Regions from separate parts of the Homo sapiens genome. Here regions 1 and 2 are each linked to region 3. A link is a loop called in an ENCODE intact Hi-C map of the cell type or tissue named here. Cell type or tissue: PC-9. All regions are shown on one strand. Links, peaks and the distances in the headings refer to the core of each region. The heading gives the core; the rest is flanking DNA. Region 1 overlaps IL6 (interleukin 6). Region 2 has its middle 8.6 kb from the start of IL6. Region 3 holds the start of LOC401312 (a long non-coding RNA gene).

Evidence for each region. Hi-C counts contacts between places; a loop is a spot of excess contacts. Peaks named below come from ENCODE experiments on the same cell type or tissue, not always from the same donor. Only the 100,000 strongest peaks of a DNase experiment are listed, where the experiment ranks them.
Region 1: it touches region 3 in a loop (6-fold over the local background); 20 of 110 quality-filtered maps call a loop at or near these places.
Region 2: it touches region 3 in a loop (4-fold over the local background); 22 of 110 quality-filtered maps call a loop at or near these places.

Annotation. Positions count from the first base shown.
Region 1 is chr7:22,730,537-22,740,721 of GRCh38, reverse strand. It overlaps IL6 (interleukin 6), which reads right to left. Exons shown (of 5, transcript NM_000600.5): 5 at 8,724-9,316. The coding sequence ends at 9,149. Among named protein-coding and RNA genes, the nearest start is that of IL6-AS1, 8.0 kb to the right of the region's middle. In PC-9, for the core only: a CTCF peak has its summit at 7,808 (motif pointing right); DNase peaks (open chromatin) are centred at 7,791 and 9,221; H3K4me3 peaks cover 618 bases; H3K27ac peaks cover 919 bases.
Region 2 is chr7:22,713,476-22,723,660 of GRCh38, reverse strand. No RefSeq gene overlaps it. Among named protein-coding and RNA genes, the nearest start is that of IL6, 8.6 kb to the left of the region's middle. In PC-9, for the core only: no CTCF peak of the experiment used is centred there; a DNase peak (open chromatin) is centred at 5,340; H3K27ac peaks cover 1,499 bases.
Region 3 is chr7:22,662,777-22,672,961 of GRCh38, reverse strand. LOC401312 (a long non-coding RNA gene) reads left to right here and starts at 7,429. Exons shown (of 5, transcript NR_122075.1): 1 at 7,429-7,617; 2 at 9,046-9,880. RefSeq lists enhancers at 3,520-4,148, 6,766-7,372, 7,373-7,981, 7,982-8,589. In PC-9, for the core only: no CTCF peak of the experiment used is centred there; DNase peaks (open chromatin) are centred at 3,861, 5,061, 6,031 and 6,870; H3K27ac peaks cover 2,893 bases.

The DNA.
Region 1 (10,185 bases), core at 4,780-9,779, 65 kb before region 3:
TAGTCTAGGTCTTTCATGGTTCCATATAAATTTTAGGATTTTTTTTCTATTCTGCTTCTGTGAAGAATGTCATTGGTATTTTGATAAGGATTGCATTGAATCTGTAGATTGCTTTGGGTATTATGGATATTTTAACAATACTAATTCTTCCAGTCTATGAACATAGAATATTTTTCCATTTTTTGGTGTTCTCTTCAATTTCTTTCATCAGTATTTTATAATTTTCATTACAGAGATCTTTCACTTCTTTGGTTAAGTTAATTTCTAGGTATTTAATTTTATATGTGACTATCGTAAATGGGATTACTTTTTTAAATTTCTTTTTCACATTGTTCCCTGTTGGAATATAGAAATGCTGCTAATTTTTGTATGTTGATTTTGTATCCTGCAACTTTATTGAATTTGTTTATTAGTTCTAATAGCTTTTTGTGTGTAGAGTCTTTAAGTTTTACCATAGATAAGATCATATCTTCTGCAAACAAGGATAATCTAACTTCTTCCTTTTCAGGAATGCCCTTCATAACTTGGATGCCCTTCATAACTTTCTTTTGTCTGATTGCTCTAGCTAGGACTTTCAGAACTATGCTAAATAACAGTGGTGGCAGTGGGCATCCTTGTCATGTTCCAGATCTCAGAGGAAATGCATTCTGTTTCTCCCCATTCAGTATGATATTAGCTGTGGGTCTGTCATATATGGCTTTTATTATGCTTGGGTATGTTTCTTCTGTCCTCATTTTTTTAAGAGTTTTTATCACGAAGGAATGTTGAATTTTATCAAATGCTTTTTCAGCATTAAGTGAAATGATCCTGTGGTTTTTATCCTTCATTCTGTTGATAGGATGTATCATGTTGATTAATCTACATATGTTGATCCATCCTTGCATCCCAGGGATAAATCCCATTTGGTCATGAGGAATGACCTTTCTAACGTATTGTTGAATTAGAATGCTAGTATTTTTGCTAGTATTTTTTGAGGATTTTTGCATCAACATTCATCAGAGATATTGGCCTGTAGTTTTCTTTTTTGATGTGTCTTTGCCTGGTTTTGGTATCAGGGTAATACGGGCTTTGTAGAATGAATTTGAAAGTATTTTTTCCTCCTGTATTTTTTGGAATAGTATGAGTAGGATTGGTATTAGTTCTTTTCTAAATGTTTCATAGAATTCAGCGGTGAAGCCATTAGATCTTTGGCTTTTCTTTACTGGGTGACTTTTTATTACAGCTTCAATCTCATTACTTGTTACTAATCTGTTCAGGTTTTCAATTTATTACTGGTTCAGTCTTGGTAGGTTGTATGTATCTCAGTATTTGTCCATTTCCTCTAGATTTTTCAATTTACTGGCTTACAGTTAGTTATAGTAGCCACAAATGATCCTTTGAATTTCTGCAGTATCAGTTGTAATGTCTCCTTTTTTATTTCTGATTTTATTTATTTGGATCTCTCTTTTTCCTTAGTTTGGTTAAAGGTTTGTCAATTTTGTTTAACTTTTTTTTTTTTAACTTTTTGTTTCATTGATCTTTTTTTTAATTTTAATTTCATTTATTTCTGTTCTGATCTTTATTTGTTTTGATATAAATTTTGAGTTTGGTTTGCTCTTGCTTTTTTAGTTCTTTAAGATACATCATTAGATTGTTTATTTGAAGTTTTTCCTCTTTTGTGATGTAGGCACTTATAGCTATAAACTTCACTCTTAGTACTGCTTTTGCTGTATCCCATGGGTTTGGGTATGTTGTGTTTCCATTATCACTAAATTTTTCAATTCCCTTCTTAATGTCTTCATTGACCCACTGGTCATTCAGGAGCATATTGTTTAATTTCTATGTGTTTGTATAGTTTCCAAAATTCCTCTAGTTATTACTTTCTAGTTTTATTCCATTGTGGTCAGAGAAGATGCTTGATATTATTTCAATTTTTAAAAAATATTTTAAGACTTGTTTTCTGACCTAACATATGGTCTATCCTTGAGAACGATCCATGTACTGAGGAAAATGTGTTTTCTGCAGCTCTTGGATAAAATGTTCTGTAAATATCTGTTAGATACATTTGGTCAATAGTGCAGATTAAATCTGATGTTTCTTTATTGATTTTCTGTCTGGAAGATCTGCCCAATGCTGAAAGTGGGGTATTGATGTTTCCAGCTATTATTGTATTAGGACCTATCTCTCTCTTTAGCTCTAATAATATTTCCTTTATATATCTGGGTGCTCCAGTGTTGGGTGCATATATATTTAAAATTGTTATATCTTTTTGTCAAATATATCATTTTATCATTAATAGTGACCTTCTTTGTCTCGTCTTATGGTTTTTGTCTTGAAGTCTATTTTGTCTGATATAACAACTCTTGCTTTTTTTGTTTCCATTGGCATGGAATATCTTTTTCCACTCCTTTATTTTCAGTCTATGTGTGTCTTTATAGATGAAGTGTGTTTCTTGCAGGCAATGGATCAATGGCTTTTTTTCATCCATTCAGCCAGTCTGTGTCTGAAGATTGAAGAGTTTAGTTCATTTACATTCAACGTTATTATTGATAAGTAAGGACTTACTACTGCCATTTTGTTATTTGTTTTCTGGTTGTTTTGTGGTCTTCTCTTCCTTCTTTCTTTCATTCCTGTCTGCCTCTAGTAAAGATAATTTTCTCTGGTGATATGATTTAGTTTCTTGCTTCTTATTTTTTGGGTATCAATTGTATGTTTTTTGGTTTGAGGTTACCATGAGGCTTGCAAATACTATCTTATAATCCATTATTTTAACGTGGTAACAACAACACTATTTGCATAAACAAACAAACAAGCAAAAAGAAAACTAATAAAAACTCTTAACTTTGTCCCCCAGCTTTTTAACTTTTTAAGAGTGGTTTACATATAGCAGTTACAGTGTTATCACATTCTGTGTTTATCTATGCACTTACTATTACCAGTAAGTTTTATACCTTCAGGTGATTATTTATTGCTCATTAATGTCCTTTTCTTTCTGACTGTAGTACTCCATTTAGCATTTCTTGTAGGACAGATCGGTTATTTATGAAATCCCTCAGCTTTTGTTTGTCTGAAAAAGTCTATTTCTTCTATATGTTTGAAGGATATTTTTGCTGGATATACTATTCTAGGGTGAAAGGTTTTTGTTTTGTTTTGTTTTTCCAGCACTTTAAATATGTCATGCCACTCTCTCCTGGCCTGTAAGGTTTCCACTGAATAGTCTGCTGCTAGATGTCTTGGAGTGCCATTGTATGCTATTTACTTGTTTTTTCTTGCTGCTTTTAGGGTCCTTTCTTTATTCTTTACCTTTGGGAGTTGGATTATGAAATGCCTTGAGGTAGGCTTTTTTTGGGTTAAATCTGCTTGGTGTTCTATAATCTTCTTGTGCTTGGATATTAATATCTTTCTCTATGTTTGAGAAGTTCTCTGTTATTTTCCCTCTGAATAAGCTTTCTACCCCATCTCTTTCTCTACCTCCTCTTTAAGTCCAATAACTCTTAAACTTACCCATTTGAGGCTGTTTTCTAGATCCCATAGTTGTGCTTCATAGTTTTTTATTCTTTTTCTTTTGTCTCCTCTGACTATGTATTTTCAAATAGCTTGTCTTCAAGTTCACTAATTCTTTCTTCTGCTTGATCAATTCTGCTATTAAAGGACTCTGATGCATTCTTCATTATGCCAATTGCATTTTTCAGCTCCATAACTTCTGCTTGATTTCTCAAAATTATTTCAATCTCTTTGCTAAGTTTGTCTGACAAAATTCTGAATTCCTTCTCTGTGTATCTTGAATTCTTTGACTTTCCTCAAATAGCTATTTTGAATTCTCTGTCTGAAAGGTCACATATCTCTGTTTCTCTAGGATTGGTTTCTGGTGACTTATTTAGTTCATCTGGTGTGGTCACGTTTTCCTGGATAGTGTTGATGCTAGTAGATGTTCTTTGATGTCTGGGCATTGAAGAGTTAGATATTTATTGTAGTCTTCATTGTCTGGGCTTATTTGTAGCTATCCTTCTTGGGAAGGATTTCCAGGTATTTGAAAGGATTTGGGTGTTGTAATCTAAGCTGTTTCTTCTTTAGGGGGCACCTCCCACCCAGGAATGCTGTGGTTCTTGCAGATTCATAGAGGTACTGCCTTGATAGCCTTAGACAGGATCTGAGAGAATTCTCTGGATTACCAGGCAGAGCCTCTTGTTCTCCTCTTTTACTTTCTCCCAAACATACATACAGAATCTCTCTTTCTGTTCTGAGCCACCTAAAGCTGGGGGTGAAATGACACAAGCACCCATGTGGCCACCACCACTGTGACTGCACTGGGTCACACCTGAAGCCAGCACAGCACTGGGTCTTACCCGAGGCCTGCTGTAACCACTCTCTGGCTACTGCCTATGTTTGCTGAAGGCCCTGGGGCTCAATAATCAGCAGATGGCAAAGCCAGCCAGGCCTGTGTCCTTTCTTTCAGGGTGATGAGGTCCCCAGGGTAGGTCCAGAAGTGCCATCTGGGAGTTAGGGACCAGAGTAAAAAACTTAGAAGTCTACCTTGTAGTCTATTGTCTTGTGACTGAGCAGACACTCAACCCACAAGATGCAGTCCTTCCCACTCTTCCCTCCCCTTTTCAGAAGCAGAGAACCCTCACCCTGTAGCTACTGCCCACCCTGCTCCCCAGTGGCCTTAAGAAGTGCTACCAGACCACCATGGATGTTCCCTTAAGGCCTTAGGTCTTTTAAGTCAGCTTGTGGTGAATGCTGCCTGGCCTGAGACTCACCCTTCAGGGCAATAGGCCTCTCTCTGGCACAGGGCAGGTCCAGAAATGCCACTCATGAGTCAAAGCTTGGAATCAGGGACCCCAAGATCCCACCTGGTGCTCTACCCCCTTGTGGTGGTGTTGGTACCTAAGGTGCAACAAGATACAGCCCCGTTTACTTTTCCCTCTGCTTTTCCCAAGCAGGAGGAGTTTTGCCCCATAGCCACCATAGGTGGTAATGTGCTGAATCTCACCTGAAGCCAGCAAGTCTCAGAGGCTCACCTAAGGCCCTCGATGTAGTACCTGGGGATCGCTACTGGTTATTCAGGGCCCAAGGGCTTTTCAGTTAGCATGTGATGAATGCTGCCAGGACTGGGTCCTTTCATTCAAGGCAGTGGGTTCCCTTCTAGTCTAGGATGTGTCTAGAAATGTTGTCTTGGAGCTTGGGTCTGGAATACGGGCCTTATGACTCTGACTAGTGCCCTATCCTGCTGTAGCTGAGCTGGTATCCAAGAGGTAAGGCCAAGTCCTCCCCACTCTTCTGTCTTCTCTCCTCAAGCAGAAAGAAAAAGTCTCTTTTGAAGCTATGACTTGTGCAGCCTAGGATTAGGAGAGGGGTGAAGCCAATACTCCCTTGGCTGCCTCAGCTGGTATCTCGGTATGTCACATGTCCCCTCAGTCCACTAGGTCTCCGGGCCTTGTTGAGCCCTAGTACTTGCCTAAGAGTTGCAGTCCTTATGGCCTAGACTGCCTTTCAAGTTTGGCCCTCAGTGGAGAGTTTTGCGGCTACTCAAGTTTGGACTGCTGGGGATTGACAATTCCTCTTGGGCTAGGGATGGTTTAAATGCTCCCTCTGTGAGTGGACATCAGCTAAGTTTAGTCTGGTTTTCCTTTCTCCTCTAACAGGACAGTACTGAGTTCAGTGCCCCACAATTGATGTGTTCTCCTTCTCCCAGCACCCAGAGACATTCTCCGCACCACACCACTGCTGCTGTGGATAGGGGAGGGGTAGCATTGTGATTCAGGACTGTTTTTTAATTTCTTCAGTGCCTGTTTCAGTGATATGAAGTTAAAACCAGGTACTATGTGTGCTCACCTGAGTTCTGATTCTTATGAAGGTGTTTTTTGTTTGTTTGTTTTTCTGTGCAGATAGTTGTTAACTTTGTATCCTTGCCAGGGGGTCCATTGGTGGAGCTTTCTATTCTGCCATCTTGCTCTGCCTCTTACCCACTTTCTTTTTCTTCCTTTTCTTTCCTCTCACCTCTTCATTCCTTCCCTCTCTAGACACTCCCCTCTGGCAATGTATGCTTATCTAATTATACTCTTGCTTTAAAAATCCCAGAGGCTGATCTTTAAACAAACGAGGCAAGGAGCCCCCATTGCAGAATCCTCCTGGTTAGAAGGAATCATGAACAATGAATCCATCATCTAGCTGAAGTTAAGATGATCCCAAACAGACCTCCGGACAGGCGGTTACCTGAGATAGCCATCAGAACAAGACACACAGACCCTACACCACGCACCACTCCCACGTATCTCCCATACCAAGTTTCTCTTTAAAAACTACTGTGATAAATTTTAAAATTCAAGATGGTACTTTAAAATACTAGCTCACCATCTTCTTGGTTTACTGGCTTTCTGATGAACTGGCTTTTCCTCCCACCAACCTTGTCTCTCATGTCTGGCTTTCGAGTGGTGAGCAGCCAAACCAGGGTTCACTTAGATTATCCGTGCCTCTAGTATGGGTTCTCAGCACAGCCCACATTTCTTTTTGGAAACCTTATCACATTTATAGTCTTTATTTAATGTCTATTTTCCCTTCCATAGTGTGCTACACAAGAGGGCAGGGATCATGTCTACCCTTTCACCTCTTTCTCAGGAGCTTTCCCTGACTTATCTATGAAACTCAACCCATTTTTGTTTGAAGAATGAAAGCATCAGTTGATCGCAATTTCTCTTTGTTCTTTGACTTGACCCTAGTTTTGGGAAGCCCACTTGTGATGCGTGGTTTCTAGAAATCAGAGTATGTGGCTCTTTTCTGGCTCAGCTCCTCTCGGTTTTTGACCTCTGTGGACTTTCCCTTACCCAGAAGAACTCCTCCCCTGGAGGAAGAAGTCTGTAGCGGGTAGAATGGGGAAAAGCTTTATAAGGAGACAGAACTTTTATATTGCAGGGGTTAGAAAGGGGAAATCTGCACCAAATTCCCAGTGTCGTGTTGAGATGGATAAACGAGGCCATGTTAAGTTGTCCAGATTGCCTCTCTCACTACCACTTTAGGTCGGGGAGGGGAGAGGGCAGATGAAGATTATTGCCAGTGGCAAAGGAAATGGAGGTAGGTGTACATGCACTGGCTATTCATTGCCTTCTCTGGAAGTCCTTTGAGTGTTTCTTTCTAATTCTTGCTATTTTTCCTGAAGATGAAGATACATAAACACACAGAATTAGTGATTTCCCCTACCACTATATGCCTACAAGAATTGAGGTGTCTTCTTATCTTTCTTATCTTTGATCATCTATATTTTCTTTTGTTCAAAAAATATTTACTGGGGCCTTCATTGGTCAGGTTTGGGGCCATGGGCACAGGATGCAAAGATTAATATAGGAAAGAGTCTTTTTTTAAAAAAATTATTTATTTATTTATATTATTATTATTATTTTTTGAGACAGAATCTCCCTCTGTTGCCCAGGATGGAGTGCAGCCCCAGGCTCTACCTCCCAGGCTCAAGCGATTATCATGTCTCAGCTTCCTGAGTAGCTGGGATTATAGGTGCGCCACCACGCCCAGCTAATTTTTGTATTTTTAGTAGAGACGGGGTTTTGCCATGTTGGCCAGGCTGGTCTTCTGACCTCAAGTGATCCTCCCGCCTCAGCCTCCCAAAGTGCTGGGATTATAGGCGTGAGCCACTGCGCCCAGCTCGTCTTTTTTTCCCCCCTGAAATTAGTTTTAGGTCATGAAAGGAGTCTGCTTTATTGAGGCATCCACATGCTGGCTGAGAAGAAAAAAACCATTGATTTTAAGGTGTGGTACAATGTGGTAGATGCTTTGACAGGTAGATAGGTGCAGTGCTTTAGGAACCCAGAAGAGGGAGGCAGAACTTCTAGTTATTGTTTGGAAGCTTGTACATTGTTATGCTTTATACAGTGGTTGTATAGTCCCAAAGACTTTGATTGCATGTTTATAGGTATTCCCTATATTAACATGTTTTGGGATTTTCTACATCATCCCTCAGTTCCTGGGTAGGCAGTGGGACCTACAGGTTAAGAGTAGGGGACCTGTAGGTAGGTAGACTTGGATTTCAAATCTGGGTCCCTGCCTGACCTTCCAGCTGGGTGACTTAGATAAATTACTTAGTCTTCCACAACCAGAAAGGAGTGTGCAAGTGCTGGGGTTAAATGACGTGATGGATGCAACACATTTAATGATGCCTGGCATGTAGTAGGTGCTTATATGTATATATATATGTGTGTGTGTACATATATAGTATATATATATATCGTATACATACATATATAGTATATATACAGTATATAGTATATATAGTATATAGTATATATAAATATATAGTATATATAGTATATATGCATATATACTATGTATGCATATATAGTATATATATACTATATATATACATACACAGTATATATACTATATATACTATATATATACATACATAGTATATATACTATATATACTATATATACTATATATACACATACATAGTATATATACTATATATACTATATATATACATACATAGTATATATACTATATATACTATATATATACATTCATAATATATATGTGTATATATAGTATATATGTGTATATATAGTATATATGTATTATATATAGTGTATATATGTATTATATATAGTATATATATTTATTATATATAGTATATATATGTATTATATATAGTGATTGATTAGCTTTTTTTGGTCGTGGTGGTGGCAGTGACAAGAAACTTGTTTATATTAAGCTTCACGTGACACACTCAAAGTTGCTGAATTTTTTAAAATGCCATTTATTGGTATAAAAACCATTTATACATTATATAAATACAATATAAATATTTCTTTAAAAATATGTATAAGTTAGCCATTTATTTGAGGTAAGCCTACACTTTCCAAGAAATGATCTGGCTCTGAAACAAAGGATATTCAAACTGCATAGCCACTTTCCATTATTATTTCAAAACTAATACATAAAATGTTTCAAGTGGTACTTCTTAAAAATATAAATATGACTTACATAAATTAACTCAGCTTCACATATTTAAATATTAATAAATTAAAAATAATTAAAATAGTGTCCTAACGCTCATACTTTTAGTTCTCCATAGAGAACAACATAAGTTCTGTGCCCAGTGGACAGGTTTCTGACCAGAAGAAGGAATGCCCATTAACAACAACAATCTGAGGTGCCCATGCTACATTTGCCGAAGAGCCCTCAGGCTGGACTGCAGGAACTCCTTAAAGCTGCGCAGAATGAGATGAGTTGTCATGTCCTGCAGCCACTGGTTCTGTGCCTGCAGCTTCGTCAGCAGGCTGGCATTTGTGGTTGGGTCAGGGGTGGTTATTGCATCTAGATTCTTTGCCTGAAGGAAAATGAAAGTAAAAAGGATTGTTTAAATGTTGAATAAATCCTTTGCAGTGGAGGGATGCTCTGGGCTATGGGATGATGTTCAAATGTGAAATGTGGGGTGAATGAGATTAACTGGGGTGCCTGCTCTGAGTAGGACCCTTCCATAGCAACAAACTTCTTTTTTTTTTTTTTGAGTCAAGGTCTCGTTCTGTCACCCAGGCTGGAGTGCAGTGGTGCACAGCAACCTCTGCCTCCTGGGTTCAAGTGATTCATGTGCCTCAGCCTCCTGAGTAGCTGGGTTACAGGTGTATGCCACCATGCCTGGCTAACTTTTTTGTATTTTTAAGTAGAGATGGGGTTTTACCATGTTGACCAGGCTGGTCTTAAACTCCTGGCCTCAAATGATCCACCCACCTCAGCCTCCCATAGCGCTGGGATTATATCAGCACTGTGCCTGGCTCACAGCAACCAACTTCTAATCATCCCTTTGCTGTTCTGTCTCCCATTAGACCACAAGCATCCTGAGGGAAGCACCACTATCATTTTTGTTTGTTTGGTTTTGGTTTTTTGTAGAGATGGGGTCTTGCTATGTTATCCAGGCTGGTCTTGAACTCCTGGCCTTAGGAGTTCAAGGAGTTCTCACCTTAGGCTCCCAAAGTTTAGGGAATACAGGCATGAGCCACCAAGCCTGACCAGCATCACTATCTTATTTGTTTGTATTCTGTCATATGAAATAATGCCTGGCACATAGTTCATATTTAGTATATGAATGAAGAGCCCATACTTAAAGGCATTTTAATATGGGTTCTTCAGTGGCCTCTAAATCTGATACTTTTCTCCAGTTTCCCTCTCACCATCCCTTTAGGATCTGTTGAAAGACCA
Region 2 (10,185 bases), core at 2,326-7,325, 51 kb before region 3:
TCTCAGGAGGAGAAGTGTTCTCCACGTCTCAGGAGTTAAGATGTAGTGTTGTGCTCTTTCTCTATATTCTGGGGGTTGGAGATGGATGAGTCTGTGATTTAACAGGAGGGAGTACAGCAAGAAAAAACGGGAAGTCCTGGGTACTAGGGAACTTGCAGTTGCTGCCAGAATGTAGTTTCACTTGTTGCCAAGTCGTAAGAAGTTTGTAAACTGAAACAGTGGGTGATTTAACAGCTTCTTCTGGGGTTGAGTCCCACTGAGCAGACACCAGGCTCTAAGGCTCTGGGAAATGTCCTGCTTTGATGGTGGTATTACTTGAAGAGAGAATTTTAGGGACATGTGGTGTGTCAATTTAGAAAGAGCCAGCTGATGTTGGAGGGCAGCCAGGCCTGGTGACCAAAGCTCTTGACAGTTTCCTGCCTGGTCTGGTCTCAGTCCTGGCTTTGCAGCCTCAGCTCTGATGTCCTGTTGTAGCTCCTTGGTCTGGTGAATTCTTAGTCTGGCCTCAGCTTTTCTGAGGGGGAGGATGTTCAGGGGCTGGACCTAGCTCCTCCTAGACTAGAGAAGGGGCACATCTGCCCTGCTGTGTTTCTCATTCAAAACTCTATAGGGAGGTCATCTGTTCTGTGCCCTCATTATTTTGCTATGTGACTTACCTTCCCCCTGCTGAAGTGGAAAATCCCAGGCATCTTGGGAGGGAAGTAGCCTCTCCGGGGGCAAAAAGTGTAGATTCTCTTTGCCTTGGGACACCCCCGTACCCCTTTCCCTGGGTCTCTAGGCTTGGAAGAGAGTGCCCTGATTGCAAACTTCTCTGAAGCTAGTTTGCTGATGAGAAAAATGGCTTTGCTGGTCCTGAAGAAGCCCCATTTGGCCCTGCCCCCATGGCTGGGGAGGTCCCTCGGACTGAGTTTCAGTGCTTTGCCTCTTCTCCATCTGTGGGGTAGGCTTTCTATGGTGGTGGCCACTGGTTCTGCTTTATAATTAGGAAACTTCAATTTGTCAGCGAGCAGTAATACGTTCATTTATTATCACGAGTCATTTGAGCCATCTTTGGTTTCTCCAAAGATCTCAGTTCTCTGAGTTCAGTGTCATCAGCAGAAACTAAGCATGCAAAGCATTGGCTGGTTTCCTCTACTCTTTTCCCTCAAAATTAAGGTACTAAGAACCCATTTGAAATCATCACATGTAATGGCCAGACCAGGGGATTCTACTGGCCTGGTTATGACGTCTTTTACCTCCCTTCCTTGCCCTTTTGGTTAGTTATTTGCTAAAAGGAGAGTGTCTTAGTCCCTCTGAACTAAGCCTCCTTAGCAAGCTGAATCCATGAAGAGAGGCCATTCTAGTCTTCATGGTGGAATAATTTCCACGAAATGCTTTGGACATGTTGAGGACTCTGACTCTGTAATTCTGAGACATTGGGGTCCATTATTTCTGAAGATGGGTACACCTGGATTGATTTAAAATGTTATGGAAGAATTCAGATCCAGGTAAGCAAGTTGAAGAATCATAGGCAATTTCTTCAAGCTATTGAATTCTATGTCATGTGTACCTATGTATGTGTGTGGATGTCTGCGGCACAGAGCAGAGCCCTTGGTCTATAGACCTACCATAGATATTGTTCCAAGGGGTGCTGCCTGCCTCATATGAGTGTGGCCTTACAGGCCTGGGTACCCAGAAAGCCTGGACCGGCCATCTGCTGTCACTTTTCTCCCAGGCCTGCAGCCCTTCCTGTGCTGCTGGATCTGTACAGTGGTCTATGTCTGAGCCACATTACTGTGTCCCCCAAGGGCACTGTGGGATTCCCTATATCTCTCACCCTGGAAGCCATATTTTCTATGTGCTACTTTTCTGTGGGTGAGACGGGGGTCGGGGAGAGGTGGGGACAGGAGGGAAGGCACCCATCAGCTTGGCAAGTGATCTGGATGTGTGGAAATGGCTTCCTATTGCTAAAGGCTTGTTTGGAGGCTTGCTGCCTAAGCAGTTGCCACCAAGTGCCTCAGATCCTCCTATCTCTCTAGGACAACCAATAGAGAGGCTGTCATGCACATTCTTTCTCTGTGTTAAGTTTGTCCACCATGGGCCCAGTGAAACTACTGAAGACACCAGGTATGTAGTCAGGGGCAGGTCAGGTGTCAGAGGGAAATTTGAGTCCTGGGCTGTTTCTGTCTGACATTGTGTGGGTAATCGGTTGGCCAGGCTTGTAAAAGCCCTGTTGCCCTTCTTGGCTTGATTTAGACTGCAGGATTCAGAAGGAAGTGGGGGTTTTATACTGCCAGCAAAAAATTTTGGCTGAATGTAGGGTTTCCCTGAATTAGGCTTGTCTTTTTACTGCATTGCCAAATCCTCGGCTTCTTGTGTCTTGGGAGTGTAGCTGTTGGCAGATGAAAGTGTTCAGATGACGATGAACTGAGGATTTGGGGCAAAGTACTCTCCCACCTTAGGGGTTTGCTGAATTCCCTCCTAGCTCCAGGATTCTGTGGTTCTGTGATTCTGTGGATTTTCATTAGCCATGCTTATTAATCAAGAGTCTACTGTTAATGGGACTACAGGAATAGGAGTCTCTACATTAAGAAATACTTTTTGAAAGCCCAAAAGCCTGATGCTGTCTTCTAGTTCCCACCCAAGGACCTGTTAGTGGAAGTGCTTTGACTGGGCAGGGTGCCACCCATTTTGACATGCCCAGATCTTAGTGGCTTCAGGGAGACTAAACTGATTCAGGAGATTCTAGAGCCCTGGTAAGGGCTGCTACCTGAAAGGAGGTAGCAGATTTCTTAATTATTATACAAGCACAATTATTATACAATTAATTATTTCTTAATTATTATACAGGCCAGACCAGGCTTCCTGGGTACCCAGGCCTGTAAGGCCACACTCATATGAGGTATTCAAATTAAATGTTTTTAATTTAAAAACAAGTAATACATTTTCAATGTAGAAAACAGAAAAGAGAGATAAACAAAAGGAAAAAATTATAAAATACATTATCTTAGTACCCAGTAGTAATCATTGTTATCACTATGGTGTAATCATTCTAGTCGTTTGTACATTTTTTCATATGTATCTAGGTGTAATGGGAAAATGCCATCCACGGCGTTTGATAACCTGCTTTCCCTATTTATACTCCTTTGTATGCGTAACATTCTGGATAACTCTGAGTAGAGGTGAAGTAAATAATAGCTGTAGGTATACCAATCAGAGTTCAGAGGGGAAACATCAAGTGAGGTTTACAGATGACTCCTGCATATGCACACAATTCACTTGTTAAGGCGCGGGGAAAGAGTTCATATCTTAATGGGGATGAGATGCATTTAAAACAATCACTGAGTTTCCTGGAGGGTTAACTTACCAGTTGTTCATGGAGCAGTGTAATCCCTAAATCAAGCTGTGCAAATTGTTTGGCATCATGAAAATGAGTTTGCAGTTCAGCTGAACTTTGCTTTTCAGCTGGTTCTGGGACATAACCATGCTTTTGTTGGACCCCACAATGGGCATCAGTAGCTCATTGCTCTTCCTTGGTGGCAGGACCTACGGAGAATTGTCATGAATGATGGCATCATCATCTTTTCTCATCTTGTGTGGCCCGTTACCTCTAATACATTGACATTTCTTATAAAGGTCTGTTTTGCAAGGCAAAAAAAATGTAAACCTTGATAAGGACTTTGTAGTCTTGTACCATTTCTCTCCTTTCCATCTCCAGGTCTGGTTGTATCTCCCTCAGGTGACCTCTCACTTATTGTGATTGTGTTACTTGTGCAAGAGAAACTGCATTTCCTGTGGGTGCAGAAGCAAGACCCACCACAAAGCAGAGAGTTTCTCTTGATAACGGTCAGGGAAGGAGTTTGAGTGTTTGGCCATGGTCTTGCTTGAGGATTCTGAGATGCTAAAATGAGCTACTGTTGGGTTTTTTAGCATTTCTTCTCTCTCTAGAACTCATCAAAAATATAATAGTAAGCACCAATGTGGAATAGTTTTGAGGTACTGAGTGAAGTCCTTTGAGGATTCGTGGCCTTTGAATTCTATAACGACACCATTGTTTTCCTTCTAAGGTACTTTGAGTAATTGACATGTAGGATTAATCAGGTATTTATTGGATGCCAGGTGCTGGACTAGAGGCTTTACACACATTAATTCATTTAAACTTCACTCTATGGAGGTGACTATTTTATTCTCACTTTATGGATAAGAAACTGAAGTTCGGAGAGGTTAAATGATTTATTTACCTGAGATGATGCAGGAACCCAGAATCATGAAAAAAGTTCATTGGTCTTTGGGAGAAGAGGTAAAATGGGGTGGTAAATTGGGGGTAGGGTTGTCAGAAGAACAGTGACATGATGAAAGTATTTCATCTGAGTGAGCAGGAAGAAGACCCCAGGGGATTGTAGTCTGGGAGGTGGGCTCAGAGGCTGTTGCAAACATCTCAGCATGACACCAGATGGAGGAGCCCAGGCAGGGTTGCACAGGAGCTGGCCGGTTCAAGAGAGCCAACTGTACTGATCTCTTCCCAACTCTACATTAAGTGACTCCTGATGGTAGCTTGAAATTAGTGTGGAAACATTACACCATGGAAATTGGCAAATGCTACAATCAGAGCCCTCCCTTCCCTCTGTTCCTTAGCTAGTTGTTAAATATCTTCCAGACCATAAGTGGGTCCAAGGAAATAAAAGGATATTTTGAAGGCAAAATCAATCCATTCCAGAGATTAGTTATATTGTATGAGCTCTATTTGGGGAGTGTAAGAAAAGGATGTATCAAAGGCATTAAGGATTATTTGATCTTCTCTCATTTCAAAGGCAATTGATCACAAAGCTTTTTAAGGAAAGAGATTGTTCTGGTCAAAGTATGCTGCTTCTATACCTCAGAATGAAGGCTGCCACTTTTATAAACAGATAGGCACAGGCTGCCACCTGAATGAGGGAGAGTTAGGATGTGCGCAGGACACACCTTGTCCTACAGAATTATATGCGCTCAGATTTTCCCCAGCCACGTGCTGGATCATGGCTTGATGGATCAAGGCAGAGGCTGAGCCCAGCTTTTCTGAGCCATGGGATAAGTTAGAAGCAGAAAGTTAGTCACAGTGAGGGAGTTTGCTGCTGCACAGCAGCAGCCCAGGGGCCTAGGGATTTCTGCTTTGTCACTGTCTGTCCCATCCAGAGCTGATGAATGAAGAGGCTGGCTTTGGGGCCCTGAGTGAAAAGGACGAGGAGAGCCCTGAAGAGTTCTCAGGGTCTCTAAAGGATTGCTGCTTCTTGGATCATAAGTTTACTCTTAACTGTAACAGAATGACAGAACGTCACTTCTCCTAATATTATTCTTGGCATAGCATCTTGTGCTGCGTCCTTCTTGTGATTCATCTCCATTACAGTTCTGTTACATATTTCTACGATGTTGCATTAGAAGAACAAACAGTGTTGTTAAATCCAATTCCCTGTCCTCTTCCAACAGTACCCACTGATGACAGGAACCTGGTTGATACTTAATTGTGTGATAGCTAAACTTCAGAATATTGAGTAAAATGTAAAACTCCCTGAAGGAAATTTGGTTCCATTGCATGGCACAGCTCCCAGGCAGGTCACAGGAGACTCTATGCTACATTTTTTTTTTTCTCTCCGAAGCATGCCAGTCTTTTTAGAACAGTTTCAGTGCAGGGTAGAATGCCGTGACGTCTCTGTGTTCTGAACTTCTGTCAAGACTCAAATCATGCCTCGATCCTCCCAGAAGCCTCTGCTGATCAATTTCCAGGAATAGTGCAGGTTCTCCTCTGGGCTCTCCCGCAGGGGCATGTACTGTACTAATCTGTTTCCGGGCAGTGTTGTGATGGCACAGGCTCTGGAGCCAAACTGCCTAGGTTCAAATCCTTGTTCTGTACTTTCTAAGCTGAGGTCCGCTGGGAAGTTAACATCTGGGCTTAATTGTTCTCATTTTAAAAATGGAGGTAGCAGTTGCACCTTATGTCACAGAGTTATCAGAACCTATGTAAAGTGCTTAGCATCTGCCTGGCACATGGTAGAGTCCCAGTAAACATGAGCTATTAATACTGTTATTATTTTCTCCCCAGTTGATTGAGAGTTTCTTGAGGGCTCTATCTTTCTTGTGCGAAGGAATAGCATGAATTTGAGTACGTGGTTGGTGCACAGGATGGTAAACGAATGAAAGCTGGGATCTCCTTGGAATTTATGTCTTGGAAATAATCGTCAAAGATTTAGAAGTAAAGAACAGTTTAATTTATAAAATTTTCTTTGTATATGTGCTTTCTAAAAGCCATATAAAATATTAAGCTTATTTGATTTACAAATTAGAAACAAAGATGGTCATACTTTACGCAAAAGTTAAGAAAAAAAATACATGTACTTATTCCATATCACAGGCAGTATGGTTTACTAGAGAAAACATGGATTGCAGAGGCCGACTTGGTTTAAATCCCAGCTCCATCATTTACAGCTTGTGTGGGTTTGGGCAAGGCACTTCAATTCCCTGTGCCTGCGTTTCCTCATTTGTAAACTGTGGCAAATAATACTTAACCATCTGGGGGTGGTTGTGGGAATTAAATGAAATCCTATCCATTAAGGACAGTTATTGGTATATGCTAAATTGTTGGTAGATGATAATTGTTGTTGTTTAGTTGTTGATGTATTAGACAGAGGTGGGGCAAGGGAAACAGAGAGGAGAAGGGAAAAAGAGAGAAAAGCATCAACATAGACAAAGCAAGAAGGGGAAAGGCAGCTGAAAAAAAAAAAAAGCAAAACCCAAAATGACCACCAAAAAAAAAAAAGGCAAATAAAGTGGCTCATAGATTTCATTTGGTTTTGAAATGTTTTAGAATTGTTTTTTGTAGAGACAAGGTCTCACTATATTGCCCAGACTGATTGTGAACTCCTGGCCTCCTAAAGCACAGGAATTACAGGCATGAGCCACCACACGCAGCCATTGTTTTAAAATGTTATATGTTAAGTTTCTAGTTTTTACATAGGTAACACATACCCATGGCACAAAATTCAAAAGATAACAAAGAGTACTTAGTAACAAAATTACAAAAAAAATTTACACTTCCACCATGTGTGAGCCATTAGGGGTAACTACTGGGTTCTTGTGATTCCTTCTAGAAATACTTCATGCATGTATTAGCAAAATATTCATATTTCCTAGGATTTATTTTTATTCTTCTACATAAGTGATGGCACATCAGTTACACTGTTCTACATTTTGCTTTCTTTATTGAATGGGTTTTAGCAATCATTTCTTATCAGGAGATGCAGAATTGCTTCTTCCTTTTTAGCCTTCGAATTCCATGTATTTAACCAGTCCCCCATTAAGGGAATTTTAGGTTGTTTCCAATCTTTTGTTATTACAGCTAAAGCGGCAATGAATAATCTTGTCCATGTGCGATTTCATACATGTGAGTGTATTAGTGTGATAGTTTCCTAGAAATTGAATTGCTGACTCAAAGGATATGGGCAGTTTTGAGACAGAGACAGGTAGAGGTTGTACAAATTTAATACTCCCTCCAGTGATGTATGGGAACAGCTGTTCCTCATATGTTTGTCAGCACATGATACTGTCAGTTTTCTTGATCTTTGCCAGATTGCAGAGGGAAGAACTTATATCAGCGTAGTTTTAATTTGCATCTCTCTTGTATAAGTAGGATTGAGCACCTGGTCAGGTATTCAAGAACCATTTTTATTTTGTTTTCCGTGAATTCTATGTTCATATCCGTTGTCTATCTTTCTGTCAGTTATTGATCCTTTTCCATTGATTCAAAGCCCTTCTTGATATATTCCAAGGAGCAAACGTTTGTTTTTCACATGTCTTTTAAAATTTATCATTCGTCTTTCTGCTTAATTTATAGTGTTTTTGCCATGCAGAAAGTTTTGATTTATATGAAGCAGACTATATATCCTTTCTTTTATGCTTCTAGATTTTGTGACATACTTAAAATGGCCTATTTAGTCTACTTTGATACAATGAAAATATTCTTCCAGGTTTTCTTCAAGTTTCTTTAAATAATAGGTTTTGAAATATTGGGCAAATTCAGACTATGCTTGTCACACGACAAGATGAACTATGCTTGTTACACCTGATATAAATACACATACACGGGAAGAAATGTAGGTATGTCTGGAAGGTAGAATGAGAAATACTTCTTTTCCTCTTTGTAGTTTTCTTTGTTTTCCAGGTTTTCTGCATTGATTATGTATTACTGTAGTACTCATGAAAATGTTAATTAAATGCAAGTTTATTTTGACCATTTTAAACCTTTCTTTAAGATTCTTGGTCCCTGGATCTCTCTGAATGCTAGTGTTGCCGCCTGTTTTGCTTTGGAAACTGTTTGGCTTCTACCCAGAATAGCTTTGACCCACTCCAAATGACCTCTTGTGGCTAAATCCAATGAAACATTCTGGTCCTAAGCTTGCCTTACCTGTAGCCCATCTGAAGCTACTGACCACCCCTTCCTGCTTGGCCTGCCTCCCTCCTCTCTCCCTGCATCTCCTCCTTCTGGTGGATATTCCCTGGGCCCTTGCTCTAGCCGAGCCCTGTACAGTAATAGGGAACATTTCAGAGGGTCCACTGTGAGCTAGGTGCTCTAAGTCTGTGTATATTATCTTATTTAGCCCTCATCACAATATTTCTTTTATCTTTTCTTTTCTTTCTTTCTTTTTTTTTTTTTTTTTGAGACGGAGTCTCGCTCTGTTGCCCAGGCTGGAGTGCAGTGGTGAGAGCTCAGCTCACTGCAACCTCTGCTTCCCTGGTAGCTGGGACTACAGGCACCCACCACTACGCCTCGCTAATTTTTGTATTTTTGGTACAGACAGTGTTTCACCATATTGGCCAGGCTGGTCTTGAACTCCTGACTTTGTGATCTGCCCACCTTGGTTTCCCAAAGTGCTGGGATTACAGGCGTGAACCATCGTGCCCAGCCTTTCATCACAATATTTCTAAGGGAGCTATGGCTATCAACTGGGTTTTTCAGATGAGAAAACGGAGCATTACAAGAACTAGGTAACATGCCCTAGAGCAACCAGATAGAAATGGGTGGAGCCAAGATTTGAACCCAGGGACTCTGATCGTAGCCCATGCTAAACCAGGCTCTCTTCTCTCTGTGCCTTCTGTAGGCCAACCCATCCTTGTGGGACTTTACCTACCTTTTCTCTTTTACACAGATGACTGCCAAGTTTATGTCCCCAACTCTGAGTTCTCTCTTGCATTCTGGACAGCCCAGTGGCTGATCCACTTGCATGTGCCACAGACACCTTAAATTCAGCACGCCTATATCTCCTAAGATTTTCTGGAGAGATGGGGCTGTTATTTTTCATAGTGTCTGGTAGAAGAGGCTAGAAAATGAGAACACAGGGAACTTGACTCAGGTATTCTATGAGGTTAGTGCTTTGCTTTATAATTAAGTTAGATTCAATTCATCAACCTATTACAGGCCTTAATCCCTGACCTTAAGGAGTTTTTAATGATTCAGTGTGATTTTCATATCCTTGTTCTTTTAAGACCAATATATCCTTTTAGAAGATTAGTTACCTTTTTTCCCACAGCCCAAAGTAATTTGCTTATCCTGATGGGAAGGCCAATTCATTTCCTAAAAGTGAACGTTGCTTACTCTCAGAGAGCAATTAGCATTGAAATTCTGGATCCGTTTAAATCCTCTGAGATTCTGTGGTTCAATCCATTGTAATTAATAATCACAGAACACTCAAGATGGGACATTAGATTTAAAAACAATTGTGTTCCAGCAAGAAGAGGAAACTTCAACTCGGCAAGGAATCTTCTGGCTTAAAGATTGGTTTTTATGCCTTTGCAATTGAGAACAATCTCTATGAGAAAAGCACTAGCAATTCCAATTCTCTAGGATAGTGTTTTTCTTTTTAGCTTTCCTATTAACTAAAAAAAGGTATAAAAGTAACACATGCTAAGTGTAACAATGGCAAGATTGCCAGCCCCTTGAGTGAGCTGACCACTGTTAACAGCTTGTACCACTTTTGGCACCCTGCCATGGGCTCACACAGTAGGATATCAATAGGCATCCTAATTACATATGTAGAATCGAGGTTGGTTTGTTTATTTTATAGTAATAAGATCATACAATGGTTATTACTCTACAAGTTTTTTTTTTTTTTTCTCACCTAGCTCTAGACCATGGATACTCCATCCAGGTCAGTTAACATAGCTTTATTCTCTTAGATA
Region 3 (10,185 bases), core at 2,146-7,145:
GTTGGTTTTCTGGTTTTGCCACTGTTGGCTGAGACCTCGACATTCTATGATGTGCTAAATTATGTCAGCCCTAACTACATTTGAGCTGCATTGTGTATCAGGATTATATTTCTCTCTCTTTCTCTCATTCTGTTTTCTTTATTCTCTCCTTCTGGGTATTGGCCTTCCTGGATGGATCCTGTTTTTAAAAAAATCTTCTTTCCCTTTTCAATCTCTTTGTCTCTATCTTATACTTCCTGTGAGATTTCCTCAAGTTTATTATTTAACCCTTTCATTGAGCTTTTAATCTCTGCTATCACATTTAGAATTCCCAAGAGCTCTCTTTTTAAAAATGATGTCTTGTTTCATGAATATATCTTCTATCTCTCTGAGGACATTAATATTACCTGAAAACATTTTTTTATCTCCTTGTTTATTTCTTCTGAATTTCTTATTTCTGTTAGTTTCCTTCAAGAGAGTTGCTTTTCACAAATATCTTGGCCACTTATTTATTTTTGTTTTTTAGTTATTTTTTACAGATGGGAGTCTCACTTTGTTGCCCAGGCTGGACTCAAACTCCTGGGCTCAAGGAATGTTCCCACCTCAGCCTCCCTAGTAGCTGGGATTACCAGCTTGTGCCACCCCACCCAGCACTGGTCACTTATTTTTAAGGGAGAGGCACTAAAATGTTGATTGGAAGCCTTATTTAGGGGGATTTCATTAGCTGCTGGGCTTCTCTGAAGGGTGATCTGGCAGGTCTCCCATTTTTTTCCATTGGAAGAACTTTAAATGTGCAAAGGCAGGTTTCCCTTTGATATTTAGTTTCCCCTGAGGGGAGTTGTCTAATCTCTTGCCTAAAGGACAGAAACTTGCCTTCCAAGCATTCTGAAGCTGAGCCTCCAAAAGGTTGACAACATGGGCAATATTGGTGTGGATGTGTGTGGACATGTTTCCTCATTCCAGTTTGACCCTATCCCCTAATCCTGTTTTTTGCTGGTATTGCACTCTGCCCACTCTGGTGGCTGGAGTCCTACAGGCAGACTGCCTTGGCTGCTTAGTGTTATTTTTTCTTAAAATTTGTTTTTGTAATGTCCTTTAAGTAGGTTTGGAGGAAATAAACACACATCTTTAACTCTTCAAGTAAAACTAGAAGTCTTGCTTTTATAATGATTCATATCTGCTTGGCCAAATCATGCCTTTCTGAACTTGGGTAATTGTTTACATGGAGCTTCACTTCCCTGCATCTTTTTCATCAGACAAAGCATACTGGAATTTTGATTCTCTCATTTAATATACAAATAAGAGTATTTTGGTGCTGGCTTTCAAGAAGTTGGGCTAGGCTTCCTCAGGATTCTGGAATGTGGGTCAATATATCAACTTCTGCAGGACAGCTGTGGGCAAGAGAAAGAAGGCTGATACATGGAGCAAGTGCACTTGCTGTGTGTGTGAGGGTGAGAGAGGGACATGGATGTGATGCGACCCGAACTGACTTGTATGCTGAAATAACAGCATGCACTCATCCTCAACATGGCACCCCTGCTCTGCTTGGGCACCTCTGGGAAGCTGCACTGATGCCCTTGAGTCACGCTTTGCTCTGCATTTGCATATCCAGATTGCCAGGTCCTCTCCTCCCGAGCAGAGTTTCTTGAGAAAGCCCAGGTGGTGCAGCATGGCCTTTTTGAAGGCTTGCCTGCAACTCCTGCTCCAACAAGAGGTCATAGCCTAATTAAGATAGTGTGGCCAGTGGTAAATCTCAATTCTAACTGGTGAGAACCATTGTTATTACGTTTGAGTGGGAATATAATTTTATTAAAAGCTTAAAAACAAACAAAACTCAAAGAATGAATGATTTCCAAGTTGTATTTAGAAAATTTAGAACTTAATGAATGGTTGCCTTGGAAGTCTTTCGTACCTAGCCACTAAGCAAGAAATACCCATAAAACAGTACTTTGCCAGCTTATCCTAAATTACATCATGATTTTGAAAGTAATAAAAATATTTTTAAAAACTTCTATAAATTACTTAAAGTATAAAGGGGGCTGCTTCCCCAAAGGCTTGGGCAGGGCAGCTCGTCTGCAGATGGGCCCAGGGGTGTAGCAGCACTTCTTATGGAAAAAAAAAAAAGTATAAAGTGGGTTTTCATGAATTCAGACTGGCTGTCATCCTATTAGTTCAAAATGACCCATATTTTCAAGCAGATTGTAAGGTTTTCTTTTGAATTATCTAAGGACACTTTAATGGAACATGAGGAATTTGCTTGCTGTTCTAATCTGGAGCCCAGGAAGCTGGTTTGATGTCAGGGCCAAGCTGTGGAATGGGGTGGGATAGTGCTCTGGTTAAGGTTGGCATTCAGTCCTCAGCTGTCTGTCCTATCCATGTGTTTGCCAGTCTCCATCTACAGGGCAGGAGGGAAGGGGAAGCCAACTTGTTCTGGCCTTGGGTGTATTAGAAAACATCTGCTAAGAGAAGCGTTTTTAATTAGGAGTAGAATACCCCTGCTAACCAGAAGTGGTGTAGATGGAATGTGGAATTTTTATAACAATTCTTAAGAAGTTCTTAAGCTAATATACTTCACCTTCATGATTATTCATAAGCACATTATGAATTATTATTAACTTTGTAAATGTTCAATGGATTTTTTATTTGTGACAATGACATTTATAGAATTTATTTTCCATGCCTTATATGTATTGTGGTTTAGACTTAAGGTAGTTATAAAATCCTTAATTGTATTGCAAAATTCAACTATGACATCATCATTTGCTAATTCATGTTTCCTAAACATGGGAATGAAATTTACTCCCAATAATACTATTGCAATTTTTTAATGTCCTTAGAACCTTAACCTTTTAAATAAAGGGTAAAAATAACACCAGAATGCCTGTTAATATGTAATTTTCTTCTTAGACAAAAACTTTAATAGAACCTTTAATTTCTATCATGGTGAGGACAGAGTTCCTTTATGGAAGTATTGGTAAAATGTTAAGATGTAAAAAATTGAGCCCTGCTTCTAAGCAACTGAAATGAAATGAGTTGGGATTCCGGTGGCAACATCCGGGATTCCAGGTGTTAAGGCATAACACAGCTGGAAGCTCATCTTTCAGAGGTTGCTAGTTGAGGAGTCTTAGTGGAGCCGAAGAAGGGAAGTAAAGCAGCAAGGATCCTGTGGCATGTGAAATGCTGTGTTACTTATCTTTCTTTTTGTAACCATTTATCGTGGAAAATTTCCAGCATGAAGTTACACAAAAGTAGAGAGATTCATATAATGAACCACCGTTGTAAAAACTTATTTTTAACCTAACACCTTCAACCTGGTATGGGAAAAAACAAAGTTCCAAGTATAAGTCCTTTTAAACATGGTAGTACTTAAACACCACAGCCAGGTCATATTTCTTTGCTGTTTTGTCCACTCCTCCTCCAACAAATACCAGCATAATACAAATGTGATTTTTTTTTTTTTTTAACAATAACGAGCTTTCTAAATTTTGACAGCGGTATATTTCTTTGGAGACACATTGATTTGATAGGGCTCAGGGCAAGCTCATGGGAATGAACCTGGGCATCTGACCTGAGAGGTCTGCTGTCTTAAGTCAGGTATGCATGGAGTTCATGACAGAAGAAGCAGGTGCTAAAAAGGCACAGTCACATGTCCACAGTGGCCTGGGGAAACCTAGCAGACAAGGGACACACTTGACTCATGGGCTTAAAAGACGCCAATGTTCTATGGTCCCTGAGAGCTGGTGGAGGTGAAGATGGAAGCTTTGTGCGCTGTGGGCCCCATCAACTCCACTCGCCTTTTGGGCCCTTAATGACAGCTGTTGCAGGTGAGCACTCCAGGGAGCAAGGCTGCACATTCCTTTTCAGAGGAATGTTACTATTTAATCTATTGCATGGAAAGCCCTAAAACCCCCTAGGGCCTTCCAAAAATAGATGGAGTTAGTCACTAGTGACATTTACAGGGGTTTTTGTTTTTCCCTCCTTCTCCCCTTCTCAGGAATAGCAAAAGTTTTTCTTCTTTCTACGTAGTGAACTTATCTCCCTTGAGTATTTTTTTACCATGAAAGAAAGACACAGTTGAAGTCTATATGGTATTTACTGGATTTTATTGCAAAAAAACACACAAAAAACCGAAAACCACCACACATACACACACCCAGAACGCAAAACCAAACCCAAAAAATGAAAATTCTGTAGCCCATATGAGATGTTTCAATGATGTTGACAATGGAGAGGGCTGAAATGGAAGCTATTAACTAGAAAAAATGGGGGTGAATGTGAAAAGCTGAAAGGAATGGCTCCTCTGAAGTAGAAAAAGTCTGAGATTTCTCCGCCCTTCATTTGGATAATGAGTGCTTTCCAACCAGTAGGAACCCTGGAAATGTTTGTGTAAGTGCTGCAGGAGTCTCTTCTCATCACAGTGGTAGGTGTCCAGGACTCATAACTGCTTTATAGGATTGAATGTCATCACATGTGCCTGGCAATAGGATGTGCTAATTGAGAAAGAAATCCAATGAGGGTAGCGTGCCAGTAACCAAGGGGGAGGCCGGACCGCTTATTCATTGGTCTGTCCTTTCGTTTATTCAATCATTCATTTTTTCATCCATCCATCCATCCATCCATCCATCCATCCATCCATCCATCCATGCATTCATTACTTCCTTCTTTCCCACTGCAGGGCTGTGGACTGGCTTTCTTGACTATTCCTCTTCTTCCTTCAGGTCTCACTTCCTCAGGGAAGCCTCCCCTACCCCCTCCACCTCCACTTAACAGGTGGATCACCTCCTTAGAGAACTGTAAGCCATGGTAAATAATAGACACACTCAGTAAATATTTGTTGAATGAGTGATCAAGCTAATCCATTCAGACATGCATTTTTCCTTTGTCTCTTCACTAAGCAAGAATTTACTAACAATAGCTCTAGGCAGGTAGGCCAGGGCTGGCCTGAGAACAGCACTTTGCAACTGAGAACTCAAAACAACTCAGGCCCCACCTTCTTCAAAATCCAAGGTTGCTGAGGGTGAGGTGGATTTCAGCCTGTGTCTAGGGGTGGAAGTTCATGGAACTAACCAGAAAAGGATAGAGAGATAGGAAACAGTGGAAACTCTGTTTACATTTCTGCCAAGCTCATGTGACTCAGAATTTGAGGTATATCGTTTTCCTTGTAAGGAAGCTGCAGCCAAGAGAGATTAGGTGACTTATTCTGAAGTCACGGAACTGATGAACTTGGTTCCCTGAGATTTCTTAGAACTGATTAAAAGTAGTTGCAGCCTGAACTGTGGGAACTTGCAGTATGTTTTGGTGCTTTGAATTTGAAGGGGACAATTTATTTCCAGAGATATGAAAGGACCCAGAGTGTGGATCCCAGAGGAAACATCTGGAAGAGAAAGAAAGGGAATCCCTCAGAGTCACAGGGCTTTTCTACCCTACCGCAGTGGCAGAAGAGCAAGTGCCAGCAACCCCATCAAGAAAACATTCTGAGGGGTTGGTGCGGTGGCTCACGCCTCTAATCCCAGCACGTTGGGAGGGCGAGACCAGCATGGCCAACATGGTGAAACCCGTCTCTACTAAAAATACCAAAATTAGCCAGATGTGGTGGCATGTGGCTGTAATCCCGGCTACTCGGGAGGCTGAAGCAGAAGAATCACTTGAACCTGGGAGGCGGAAGTTGCCGTGAGCTGAGAACGTGCCACTGCACTCCAGCCTGGATGACAGAGCGAGACTCTGTCTCAAAAAAAGAGAAAACATTCTGGGAAGGGGCTGTTCCTTTAGCAGTTGATTTAACCGCTGCTGAGCTTTAACAAAAAAATCAAGCTTTTCTCGTGGCACTGTATAAACTTCCATATGGTTGTCAATGTTCCACTTAACTCACCTGTTCTATTTATAGGCCATCAATTGTGTATTTTCAAAATAACTGCACCTCAAATTTTCAGGCTTTTAGTGGGTACAAAGCCCTTTCATACACATGGGGCTCACTTGGCTCCATGTGAACAAATTGAGGCTTAGAGACATTGGCAGTTTGCCCAAGAATCAACCCACAGGCTAGTGGAGGAGCATGAGCTTGGGCCCTTGTCCCTGACTCAGCTCCTATACTTTGTCCTGTGTGCCACAGGGGAAAGGAAATGTTTCTCCTGCAGGATGGAGATTAAGGTTTTGAAAACTCTCAAATTTCATTCTTTCCAGTTTTATCGAGGTAAATTGACAAATAAAAATTTGGTATATCAAAGTGATGACTTTATATATACACACACACACATATATACACACATATATACACATACACAGAGTAATGATTACCACAGTCAAGTTAACACATCCATCATATCACATAACTACCATTGTGTGTATGTGAACACTTAAGATCTACTCTCAGGAAATTTCAAGTAAACAATACAATATTATTATTTATAGTCACTATGCTATATGTTAGACTCCCAGAACTTACTCATTTTATTACTGAAAATTTTTACCCTTTGACCAACATGGAATTCCATTTTTCTACTCAATCCACGTATCATCCTTCTCAGAGGCATGCTTTACTTCCCTGAAACTTCTCACCACAGACTGGAGCAAAAGGTGACAGAGGTGAGCGGCAATCTATAAGGATAATGGCAGTGAGCCATTCTCCAGCATCCACTCTGTGGCAGACACCAAGTGCTTCATATACGTGAGTTCATTTCATCTCACCATAAATCTGTGACATGGGTACTATAATTATTCCCATTTTACACATGTGGAAACTGAGGCACAGAGAGGTAAAGACACTTGATTAAGATCTCACAGTGGGTTTAGTATCTGAGATCTACCACCACAAACTGAGTTTTTAACCTATGTGACTCATTCACCACCACCACCACGACACCAAACCAAACTGACTTTTAACCAGTGTGATTCGTTTCAATGAAGCCTTTTGAGTACAAAGGGAAGGCGAGCATCAGTATGGCATTGCGCAAAATATTCTGAAAACTCTGGGGCTCAAAAAAATGACTTTTCTTTCGCAATTAATTTTCCAAACAAGTTACACTTCGGGAATAAGCAATCCACACACAACAGTACAACACTCACAACTACTGAAGAGTGTAAAACTGTCAGTCCCCCTCCACCCTGTCCCCAGACGCGCCGGGCCACACTTGCTGTTCAGTTTCTGGTGTGGAAAAGCCATTTGGAGAGCAGGAGAAAGAAACGACGCGGGCAGGGGGGCGAAGGGGGGCGGTTTGAGAGAGAGCGGGAGGTCGGGTGTCCTCGGAGTTTCCTCAGGCGAGGACCTGGGCGCGTCTGGGCCACCGGGGGTAGGGGTGCCGAGGGCGGGAAGCGCTCCACCGAGGTCCCGGCGAGGATCCAGGCGTATCTGGGCGGCCACAAGCTCGCCGGCCCCCAGGCAGAGGGAAGGGCGGCGAGGAGCGTGGGGCAGCGCCTGGGGGAGAGGAGCTTGGCCGGAGGGCGGGGGATTCTGAGGTAGCCTTGGCGACTTTCGAGACTACCCAGGCCGAGCACACCCAGCCCCCTCAGACCCAGGCATTTCTGCGTCCTCTGGTTTGGAGGGAACCCAGGGGGCTGAGGTGAAGCAAGCCAGGACTGTTTCTCTGACTCTTCTGGAAGACGACCCGCTGCTCGGGCCGCCTCATCACTGCGGGCCACGAGGTGGGTAAAGCTCCTTCCTTAGCTCACCTCGGACCACCGGGCCTGGTGGCCACTTCCAGGTTTCCCGGGGGTGGGGGGCGGAGGGATCCCTGGAGGCTGCAGCGCCCGGAGGAGGCGGGGAGGTGGGCGAGCGGTAGGCGTCAGGCAGTGCTTCACAGGCTGTAGGCGCCCAAGGAGCCAACCAGAGAAGAACAAAATGGCAGCCATGACGCCACACCTGGCGGCCGCACACAAACACACACGGGGCAGACGTTTGCTGATGTTTGCACAGGGCATTCTCTTGTTCGTCCTGATTCTTTGTTGATGGTGCTGTCTTTGCCCGGATTGGCTACTTTTTTCCCCTTTTGCTGTCCAGTTTCCTGTTTATCCTTTAAGACTTGATCAGATAACTCCTTCCCTGGGCCCCCACTTCCCCCTCAACTCCTGCCCCTCTGTCTTTCCGTGACTGGTGTAAAATGACCTGCTAGGGAGTCAGCCTAGGGCCAGGAACTTCTTATGTTTCGGGGTGGTTTTGCTCAACTTTGTCCTTCCAGTGCCTGGCTTTCAATCACTACATTGAGGTGGTGTAGAGTTCCTGTGGGATGCTCCGAACTACACCGGGGGTACCACTTGTCCATGTGAAAGATCCCTCCATGACAGTTTTGGTCGTCTAATGATCTGCTTTATTTTTATTTTTTAAAATTGCTAGTGTTCTCTGTTTTGTTGCAATTTTAGTATACGGGATGCTGAAGCGAGCACATGATCTACCTTTTGGAAGCTTGGGAGACCTAGTGAAATAATGGTAGAAATGGACCTATGAAAATCTGCCTTTTGCTTGAGAGTAGGGCTAAAATGTCCACTACACTCGGTAATTTTGACTTGAGTGAGCATATCTGGAACAGGGTGTACTGGAAACTGGAAAATATCCTTTTTTTTTTTTTTTTTTTTTTTTTGAAACGGAGTCTTGCTCTGTCACCCAGGCTAGAGTGCAATGGCACGATCTCGGCACACTGCAAGCTCTGCCTCTCAGGTTCACGCCATTCTCCTGCCTCGGCCTCCCAGGTAGCTGGCACTGCAGGCGTGCCCCACCACGCCCGGCTAATTTTTTTTTTGTATTTTTAGTAGAGATGGAGTTTCACCGTGCTGGCCATGCTGGTCTCGAACCCCTGACCTTAAGTGATCCACCCGCCTCGGCCTCCCAAAATGCTGGGATTACAGACGTGATCCACCGTGCCCGTCCGATGACCTATATTAATACGTCACCCTAATCATTTAATTATCTTAGATATCCATTAAAGTACTGCCAAGTTTGGACGTTTAAAAGAAATACCCAGTTGAGAAATCTTATCTTGTTCCTGTGAAGGAAATGTGAAGTATGTTGAGATGGCCTGAAGAAATACTGCATATGATTGGTATTTCCTCCATCTTGCTATTTTTCTTTTTTCCCAGTGCCCTTCTTCATTCCAGACATGGTGCTTTGAACAATTTGACTTGGAGGCAAGATTGCGATATAGAAAATGGGCCACTGTGGAGGAGATAAGTAAATGCTTTGTCGCTTCTAAGTGACAGGGGAAACTGATCACGATTGGTATACTTCTGACATGTAACTTTCTATATCTTTAGAAGATCGTCAGGGAAATAGAAAAAAAAATCTGAAATCTCCAAGTAGGTTCTACTTTGTGTGGTTCCAACTAAATGAACTAAATTTGTGTTTAAAGATTGTAAGTCTACATGTAATGGTGAAAGCTGAAGGTTTTACACTGCACAGAAATAGTGATTTCCCCCCGTGGAGGGCAAGAAGACCGGAATAGGAGGGGTGGGTGGGGGAATCAATGTGTAGGCCAAATATTTGAAATTTCAGTGCAATCTTCTTAGTCATCACTTTCATTTCTGTCTTCTAGGGAAATCTGACACAGCTAGAAAGCAATGGAAAACACTAAGAGTTGCATCAGATGTTGAAGAGGAACTGATATTATGGGATAAAAAATGATTCTTTAAGGGAGATAACTGGTCATTTAAAGGTAGCAGCCTTTTTGGGAAAAGCTAACAAGTGTTCCCGAGGCCAGCCTGTCTCTTGTTAGCAACATTGGCCCTGTGTTAGAAGGAAGAGTGGATGTGTTTTGATGCTATTCCTTTTCCTCTCAGCATAAATTTGCAAGCATGTACTGTAAATGAATTTTCATGTCTTTTCAGGATGTTTCCCTATAGAGCAGTTTCTAGATTGACTCTGTGGAACAGTCTACAATAGATTTAATATGGTTAGGATTTTGCCTAATTCTGATTGGTGAGTGGTTTTCTTTTATTCATTCTTAATTCTGCATCTAATATTAGCTTACAGTGTTACTGTCACTGTGTGTGACCCAGGGAGAGAAAGGAAGTAAAAGATGTGACCTCAGAGAGCTCAGAGGGGAGAAACAACACAATAATGATAACTCACATTCATATAGAACTTTAAAATTTAAAGGTTACTTTTTACTGCGTTACCTCATTCGTCCTCTCTGCAAGCACATTGGGTAGGCTTTACTATTGCCATTTTACAAGTGAAAACAGTGAAGCTTGGAGAAGTTAAGGAACTTCCCCCAGATCACA